Regions from separate parts of the Homo sapiens genome. Here regions 2 and 3 are each linked to region 1. The links are chromatin contacts, found by Hi-C or POLR2A ChIA-PET in ENCODE. All regions are on one chromosome and are shown on one strand. The core of a region is the stretch at or near the end of the contact, and the rest is flanking DNA. Distances in the headings are between cores, read along the strand shown.

Region 1 (2,873 bases), core at 31-2,530:
TTAAGGCCAGGTTCATCACTGCAAAACACAAATCCAATTCCAAAACACTGGGAAGCAATCAGATTGGATTGTTCTTTTCTTAGGAAAAGAAAGCAAAAACTTACCCCCCCATAAGGCACCACTGCCTAAAACCATCTGTAAGCATTTCTGTCATTTCCTTGGAGGCTTGAGACTCACCTGTGAGAGGGAAAGCATCAACCTCTCCCACATACCCTTAGTTGCCCTAAACGATTCACCCCTGTGTTCCACCTTTAGTAAAAGAAAAGCACGGTGATTACCAGAATTCAGTGCAGAGCCATCCCTTAACAAGCAATGGTTAAGAAACAAGGGAGGGAAGGAAGAAAGGAAGAAAGGAAGGAAGGAAGGAAGGAAGGTAGGTGGGGGGGGGGAGGGAGAGAGAGAAGGAAGAAAGGAAGGAGGGAAGGGAGGGAGGGAAGGAAGGAAAGAAGGAAATGGAAGGAAGGAAGGAGAGAGGGAGGAAGGAAGGAAGAAAGGAAGGAAGGAAGGAGGGAGGGAGTGATGAAGGAAGGAAGGAAGAAAGAAAGAGGGTGGGAGGGAGGGAGAGAATGAAGAAGGAAGGAAGGAAGGCAGGGAAGGAGGGAGGGAAAGAAGGAAATGGAAGGAAGAAGAGAGGGAGGAAGGAAGAAAAAAATGGAAGAAAGGAAGGAGAGAGGGAGGGAGGAAGGAAGGAAGGAAGAGAGGGAGGGAAGGAGGGAGGGAGGGAGGGAGGGAGGGATCAGAAATCATAGCCAGTGAAACCCAGAAAACCGTTAGGCAGGAATTAGGACAATACCTTACTCAGGTTTGCATTCCCAGCATTTAGCACCATATGCATCATGCATCAAAAATGTTGTTGGGTGAATGCTGAGCAACAGCCACACACTGAATAAACCAGGCAGGTTGACGTCACAGGGGAGGGCACAGTGTTCCTGGACTCTGAGTGGGTGGCTATTTTTCATGCCAAGTCATGACAGTAGCATTCAGTGTGGTGGGTAAACACAGTCTTATGAATCTCACTTTTAAAAAACTGGAAGTGCTATAGATAAAAGCTTTCATAATTTTGAGATAATAATGGTAAAAATTATCATTTTTGCTTACTATTTGTGATGGTTAATATTGAGTGTCAACTTGATTGGATTGAAGGATGCAATGTATTGCCCCGGGGTGTCTGTGAGGGTGTTGCCAAAGGAGATTAACACTTGAGTCACTGGACTGGGAGAGGCAGACCCACCCTCAATCTGGGTGGGCACCCAGCTGCCAGCTCAGCTGCCAGTGTGGCTAAAATAAAGCAGGCAGAGGAACGTGGAAGGACTAGACTGCCTGAGTCTTCTGACCTTCATCTTTCCCCTGTGTTGGATGCCTCCTGCCCTCAAACATCAGACTCCAGGTTCTTCAGCTTTTGGACTCTTGGACCTACCCCCCGAGTGGTTTGCCAGGGGCTCTCAGGCCTTCGGCTACAGACTGAGGGCTGCATTATCAGCTTTCCTACTTTTGAGGTTTTGGGACTTTACTGGCTTTCTTGCTCCTCAACTTGCAGATGGCCTGTTGTGGGACCTCACCTTGTGATCATGTGAGTCAATACTCCTTAATAAACTCCCTTTCATATATGCATCTATCCTATTAGTCCTGTCCTTCTAGAGAATGCTAATACAATATTTTTAATTTTTATATCCCACAATAAAACTCAGAAGTAGTTAAGTCAGGCTTAAATGCAAGAGAACGGTTTATATTAATTATTGGCCATAACCAACAAAAAATTTCAGAAAAGTCAGTATCATCATGCTGCCTTTATCCAGCACTGACTTTGTTAAGCCTTCCAGAATCTGTCATGTATGAGATTCAACCTGAAATACATACACGCAACAGGTGCATCTTAGGGCTTTGAGGCCAACTGCAACTCATAGTTGCCAAGAACCACCAGCCCTGAGAAACACCTGAAGAAGAAGATTGGTTTAGTGTTTGGGTCCTTCTATGACCTTGAAGAAAGCACTGGGGAAGACATGATTGTGCCTTCACTGAGTAGCCCCACCAGCCATCACCACTTCATTTCTTACCCACCTTTGTAGTATACTCATTCCTAATTAAGAAGGCTGAGGCAGAGCCAAGGGTTAAGTTAACGCAAGGCTGGTACCTTTCCTAGGCTTGCCAGTCATTTGCACACAGAGAAGACCATAGGAAACTGAAAGAAGAACAGAGAGAGAGAATCTAGGTTTCCTGACAATGTAAATTACATCTTAGTATGAGAAGTTAAACAATATCCATTGTTTTGAACTATTTTTTCCCTTAAATCCACAGTGGTAAGTCCTTTCTCTTTCAAGGACTGTTGATCATCACAGGAAACCGGGACCATCCGGTCAAGTCAGGGCATCTCTGCTAATCTTTAAGTTTATAAACTGGTACAAGAAATAAATAAAGAACCTGAGTTGGAATTGCCGGTTGGTTTAGGCTTATCTTATTTGGAGAAAGTAATAAATTGATTATGCTTTAAGTGAACAGTGGGAAGCGATTGATGATTCAATAACTTTAAATTAAAAGAAGATTTACTGGAAAATTGGCAGTGCTGCAGCAGATTTGAGTCGTCTGTTAAGTAACAGTTAGTGCCACATGCCATGACAAATCCAGAAGCCAGTTTGTGGGGAAAAAAAAAAAAAAAAAAAAAAAAAAAGGGATCCTCTTCCCTGGATATATTTTACTTTTGAGCCCATGAAGAAGATTTGAAGCCAATGAAGAAGATTCGAAGGCACCTTTCAGAAAGGGAAGTGAGTGGGGGCAAAAGAAACCGCCACCATCTGCTGCCTCCCAGATACGATGATAAAAAATATGGCATATTGTTTAGAAGTAAGGACATTGCCCTTTTTCTTTTCTTTTCTTTA
Region 2 (2,806 bases), core at 11-2,510, 460 kb after region 1:
TGGGAACTGCATGATTCTCCCAATAGGGTTAATGTCCCAAGCAATCCAATCCCTAGAGATCTGGAAAGGTTAGTACAAAACCCCTTATTATTTAAGTTTGTCTGTTAAAATCCTCCCCAATAAGTTTACTTTTCTCATCTTTTTCCAATTTTCTTCTTCTTACTATACCTTTATTATTCTTCTCTTAGTCTCACCTCTCATCTTACTGCTTTCTTCCTGAATAAACCTGACCTATAGAGGACAACAAACCACACTGGTAAACTCTAAGACTGGCATTCACTAACAATGTGGTTCTTGAATCCCAATTTAAAATTATTTTAATGCATCCTGGCTCCCAGTGTAATTATTTTAAAGTATTATAGCATCTAATTGTCGGATATCTGAAAGCAAATTGACTCTGGAGAAAGCTTAGCTCGCTGGAAATAAACACTCTAAAGAAATGCTTCACCAACATTGTGTTACATTTGTAAAGCCACTTCTCAGACACTTTCAAGTCTTTGAGCTCAATCACTTAGCAATGCTGCACCCTCTAAGTCTACACAATAGCAGCACATCTGCCAATAATGCGGTAACGGATGGGGAAACTCCTGTGGACAGAAGTGAGAAGCCCAAGGCCACTCGCCTCGCCAGGGGATGGAGCTGTAACTGACACCTATGTCAAGCTGATGAAGAACGCCCTATTTCTACTACATCTAAACCCTTTACACAACCAGCCTCCCCAGATTAATGCAGGTGTTACTTCAATGACAGTAAGACACCCTCCTGAATCTCCAGACCCTGCATACCTTCACAGAATACAAACCTTTGGGAGGAGTGAGGCTGACTCCATTTTTAAGGCACCACTGTACTGGCAAAATCCCCAAAGAATCTGCATGGCACAGCATTGACAGTTTACTTGGTTCAGGTCTTAGGTCATCAATAGTCACTTGAAAAAAGTGATTGTTAAAAACCTAAAAGAAAAAAAATGGGGGAGCCAAAGGTTAATTCTTTAGAGTTACATATAATGCTAGTATAAAATAGTGGCAGAGCTTCCAAAGGCAATTAATATAGTTCATCAAAATGATTTGAATACAAACTGGCATTTTCAATGTCCATTACTAAATTAATTCAGCTGATAAAAAGTTAGAATTGACTGCTGTGGTCCTATTAATGAAAAGATAAATAACTAGGTTATCTGGAAGAGTGAGAATGAACAAAATCAAAGACTTAGAGAAGTCAACCAATGGCTATAGCTTGAAGAAAAATGAATGGAGGAAGTCAGACAGACAAACCCCAGCTTAGATGACAGCCAAGACAGGAACTGAAAAGTGAAACCGTTTCTCAGTGTCCACAGCCAGCACCAAACTCTTTACACCAGATCACTCAAGAATCTCCAAGATCTGGCTTGGAGCTTTCTAGCCTCCTCCTGCACCTTTTCCCTCAGAACACCCCACCCTCCAGCCCGAGAGGAAATCGTTCACACTAAGCCTCATGGACTACAACAACCCCCAATGCCATGTTTAAGCTATCAAAACACAGTGCGTTTTCAAGGTACATCTCATATTTCAATGCTTCTGATCTGGCTGGAATAAACCGCCCTCACTCTGCGCTCCTAAAATTTCAGACTTCAACTTCTGTATTGAAAACTCTCATTCCTTCCTAGACCGATTACACATCAGTCTTCCAATGCCATAGAGCATAAGTTATTAGAGGAGAGTGATGTCTTTTTGTTAACACAAGTATTTCCAAATGCATAGAAAGTGCTTTGTACATAGGAACGGGATAAATGTCCACTGAATATAAGAAGAAACATCAATGAAGAAATAAGAACAAGACATGCCGATAAACAAAGCAGAGGGTAAAAATCAGATGGACCATCACTGAAAAGCAAGATGGATTTAAGTAACTTAGTATCTAAAACAGGCCAGAAAAAAAGATCCCTTTCCCAATTCAACAGACATAACCCAGTCTTTCTTAGGAAACCTTGAGAGTTTTACAAAGCTATGATTCCTGGCCCCTTCATTTTTTTTCTGGAAGCAATTTAGTTCAAAGTGAAGCAGGAAAGGAAATTCACTTCTGTTCTTGCCTGTGCTAATTTTGGTAAATAGTTTACTGAAGGTTTGCCTGTGAAAGTCAACTTCAAGCAACAAAGGATCAGATGGGGCCTTCCCAGTGAGGTCATGTCCGAGAGCCCTGTTGAGAATCTCATCCTCCCACCACCTGAAAGGATTATGAAAATCCTTTGACTTCTATCATTTTCACTCTGCTGGGCACCTGGACTCCACTGGACAGTCCTGAAAACTGATGCACGGCGATCTGGCTCAGGGTGCAAAGCCAAGTGCCTACCAACAGGGAAACTAACACCAAGGCCTCCTGGGGTCCTCACTGCTACCGGGGGGCACAGTCCCAGGACCCCAACATCCCTGCCTTGGTGTATTTTTCTCCTTAGCATTTAATATGTAACATACTAGATTTATTTACTTATTGATTCTGTTTATAGTCTGTCTCCCTCCATTAAAATAAAAGCTCCACAATGGGAACATTGTCCAGAATTGAGCCTATGAATGCTCAATAAATATCTGTTAAATTACTGTTATTTAGTCTATCTTGCATATATACACATACACACACATACGTATATAAAGAGCATGTGATTTTGGTGGAGCTGCGGTACCCTGTAAAGAAGGAATTTCCACAACCGTTAAAATGCATGTTCACGTGGGAACACTCCAAAGGAAAAGCTTAGTAAGTTTCATCAAATCCATCAGGGCTCATGTTCCTAAATGGTCTGAAGCACTGTTTTGTGCTCTATCCAGTCCATAACCCA
Region 3 (3,010 bases), core at 477-2,976, 480 kb after region 1:
TATTTTTTACTTACAGAGGTAAAGAGCGATTTTGTCTAGTAGCTGTGCATTCAATCAAGTTAAAAAATAGTAATGAGAAATTTAGGACCGTAGTATCATAGATCACAACCTGAACCACACAATTTACAACAGGCAGGATGTGGTGGACGCTGAGGGGGCCCCTAAATGCATTAACTCAACTGCTGTCATGGAAACATGACGCCAGCATGCTTCACAGAAAGAAGCAAGAGCTGGGAAGGCGCAAAACTTCTCCACCCAGCAGTCTGAGCTTCTGTTTTGCCCTTCCCAGACACCAACGTGGAGGCCAGTAAACACAGAGAGCTTGCAAACCCCTCTACGTGCTCTGCCACAAGTGGGAAGCCTCCCCACTGGAAAGTGCCCACTGCCAAGCAGCCTGGACTGGATCTAATAACAGCTTCAGTCTCCAGAGCCTTCCTCACACCCCAGCTGCCCTCGGCTCCCTCCATCAACCACTTCCAGGTGAGAAACAGGGATGGTCAGCCTCAACACTATTGGCCTTTGGGGGCCAGAATCTTTGTTGGGGGGCTGTTCTGCCACTGTAGGATGTTGCAACTGCATCTCTGGGGTCTATCCACTAGATGCTGACTGCATCCCCCACCTGGGACAACTGAAATGTCTCCTGGCTTTGCCACATGTCCACTGAAGGGCACATGCCCCTGGCCCCTGAGTTGAGGACCACTGATTCAGATTCGGTTAAGAGAGAAGTCAGGTATCGCTGATGAGACACCTGACCTTGTGGTCTCCTCCCCCTACACTTCTGATGAGCTTCCTCAGCATCAGTGGATTCTCTCTGCCTCTGTCTCCAGCATTAACTCACTCTAGTACCCACCCTTCAGCCCCTTGGTGTGATCAGCAGTGCCAACCAACCCTGTTAATTTTGACTCACTCTGATGCTGTCTCAGCAAGAACTGGAAATTCACACTTACATTTGTGCCAGTCTACACTGCAGACCCGGTGCTGCCAGTCTACACTGCAGACCTGGTGCTGCTGTTACCCTCCCACTGCCTCCACTTTGAATGTCTAGTGTATAAGATTCAAAGATGCTGTTATGAATGACAGCAATAACCATAAACAATGGTGACCACAATATGGTGGTACAAGAGGTGCTTTGCATGCACAGGACAATAACAATAACTCAAGTACTCCTTAACCCACTGCCTACTACCACTATGGCAGCAATGGGTTCTCTGTTTGCAAGGAGTAAGCAATCATTTCCAACCTACAGACAAGCAGACCAGTCACCTGAAATGGTACTGGTCCCCAAGGAAGCCTTTATCTATTAAAGGGCCTTCTCACACAAAGACCAGACAGAAAACCCTACTCGACCTGGTATAAACCATAAGGAAATCCATTATCTCACACAGCAAAGGGGTCCAGAGAAAAGGCAAGTGAATAGAAAAGCCTGGTGAACAGAGCCATGAGCAATGTCAGAAATGGCCTCGGTTCTTTTCATCCTCCTCCTTCCACACCCTAAATATGACAGCTTTCCCCAGTCCAGCTCCTCCCTTGTGGGCTCAAGATGGCTGCAGAAACTCCAGGCCTCTCAGGCAGAGCAAGGCCCCCTCTTCCCTATGCTGCTTCTTCAAAGCAAGGAAACCTATTCCAGAAACTACCAGCAGATGTCCTCATTTATTACTGACCCAAATTGGTCACAAATCTCTCCCTAAGCCAATCACTGACAAGAAAAATGGGGCCACTCTTCCGGCTTACACCACTGGTTCTAATTCTACACAGGCGGCATCTACCACATTCCCCAGTGCAGACAGTTATTTGGCAAGGGGCAGGGGCAGTTGTCACTTAGTACAATAAAAAAATCATCCTGGCCAAAATCCCAGGAGAGCCCTCGTCAAAAGCAACTGAGTAATAAGGAGTTGAGCAACATACTCCAGTTCAAATACCATACTGAATAGGCAACACTGAATACTCTCAGAATTCATTTTCTGGTTCTTTGTTATAATAATACTGAGTTTGCGCAGTCTTTAAATACCCCAGTTTAACAAAGAAACATTAAAAAAAAAAAAGTGTGGCCTTGGGTTTGAGGTACGTCTGTGCATCCTGGCTCACCCATGGTCTCTCTGTATGAGGTATGACTAGAAATTAACTTCTCTGAGCCTGGCAATTCCTGAACTTAACCAGTAAGACTCCTGTGCCTCTCGAGTCAGGTTACTGTGGGGATGTGAGATAGTATATGCACAGTACCCAGCACAAGGTCTGCAGCCCGTGGGTGCGAATCACTAGAAACGCTCACCAATTCACTGCAACACTTTCCAATGAAGAATGGTTTTTGAGTTCCTATGATTCATCTATGGCTTCAATTATGTTTTTCCTTCGTACCTTTTTATGCTATCCCGAAAGGTCTGAAAGGTTAATGCATATTCCAAAAACGTCCTCAAGGTGAGTGGCTTATCACACAGAAAGCCAGGGTTTGTAACACTCTGGCCATGCCTTGGCTCCCTGTCCCATTGTTTATAGACCTGCAGTCTCTCAGAATCTTCGGATGCTCAGCAATGACTGAGGATCAGGGAGTGCATGAATCAGTACAGACTCACAGGCGAAATGACCAAATGTTCTGATCCCTTTGCCGGGTGGGGGTTACGTATGCAGGCATGTCTGGATGGATTTACTTTTAGGAGAATCCAGATGCCGGCAGGGAAAAGAATAAATCCTGTTGTGATCTAGAGACTTTGCAGGTCACCACAAGTGCAAGATCTTGTTAAATATTAAGGAGCTTTAAAGCAGGTTTCCACTCTCCTAAACTGAGCCTTTCCTTTCATCAAGTTGTTAAGTGCAGGACATCATATATTCATGTAAAGGTTTATCTGACATGTTCGTGCTGGCCTTTCTGGTTATAAATGGCACTGGCGACAAAACTGGAGGCAGATTTTATCTTATCCTTGACTTTATGTCATTGAGACAGGCAGATTCAAAGTAGGGTGGCTGGCGGAAGGACGGAAGAGAGAAAGCTCAGGAATGAACAGTCCCCACACCT

What was found. A loop is a pair of places that touch in the nucleus more often than their neighbours do. ChIA-PET counts read pairs that join two places held with the same protein, here RNA polymerase II (POLR2A). Pooled maps may share reads with other maps.
Region 2: a map with no recorded cell type shows a loop between it and region 1 (2.2-fold over the local background). The contact joins the enhancer-like site here to the promoter of LINC00707 in region 1. A Hi-C loop is called at or near these places in 1 of 168 maps with a recorded cell type or tissue (prostate gland) and 1 of 37 single-sample maps with no recorded cell type.
Region 3: a map of prostate gland shows a loop between it and region 1 (2.9-fold over the local background). The contact joins the enhancer-like site here to the promoter of LINC00707 in region 1. A Hi-C loop is called at or near these places in 2 of 168 maps with a recorded cell type or tissue (IMR-90 and prostate gland) and 2 of 50 pooled maps. POLR2A ChIA-PET finds 5 or more read pairs at or near these places in 1 of 52 experiments (activated CD4-positive, alpha-beta T cell).

The regions. Positions count from the first base shown.
Region 1 is chr10:6,778,318-6,781,190 of GRCh38, forward strand. It overlaps LINC00707 (long intergenic non-protein coding RNA 707), which reads left to right and starts at 1,281. Exons shown (of 5, transcript NR_038291.1): 1 at 1,281-1,570. It overlaps LINC00706 (long intergenic non-protein coding RNA 706), which reads right to left and starts at 863. Exons shown (of 2, transcript NR_108074.1): 1 at 794-863.
Region 2 is chr10:7,242,756-7,245,561 of GRCh38, forward strand. SFMBT2 (Scm like with four mbt domains 2) reads right to left here. Exons shown (of 21, transcript NM_001387889.1): 9 at 803-950. Among named protein-coding and RNA genes, the nearest start is that of SNORD129, 57 kb to the left of the region's middle. Within about 2 kb of position 1,261, at least 3 of the 41 ENCODE cell types and tissues checked have a DNase peak (open chromatin) inside an H3K27ac peak, as active enhancers do.
Region 3 is chr10:7,258,930-7,261,939 of GRCh38, forward strand. All of the region lies in intron 7 of SFMBT2 (Scm like with four mbt domains 2), which reads right to left. Among named protein-coding and RNA genes, the nearest start is that of SNORD129, 74 kb to the left of the region's middle. Within about 2 kb of position 1,727, at least 12 of the 41 ENCODE cell types and tissues checked have a DNase peak (open chromatin) inside an H3K27ac peak, as active enhancers do; they include prostate gland, where a contact is called at or near this core.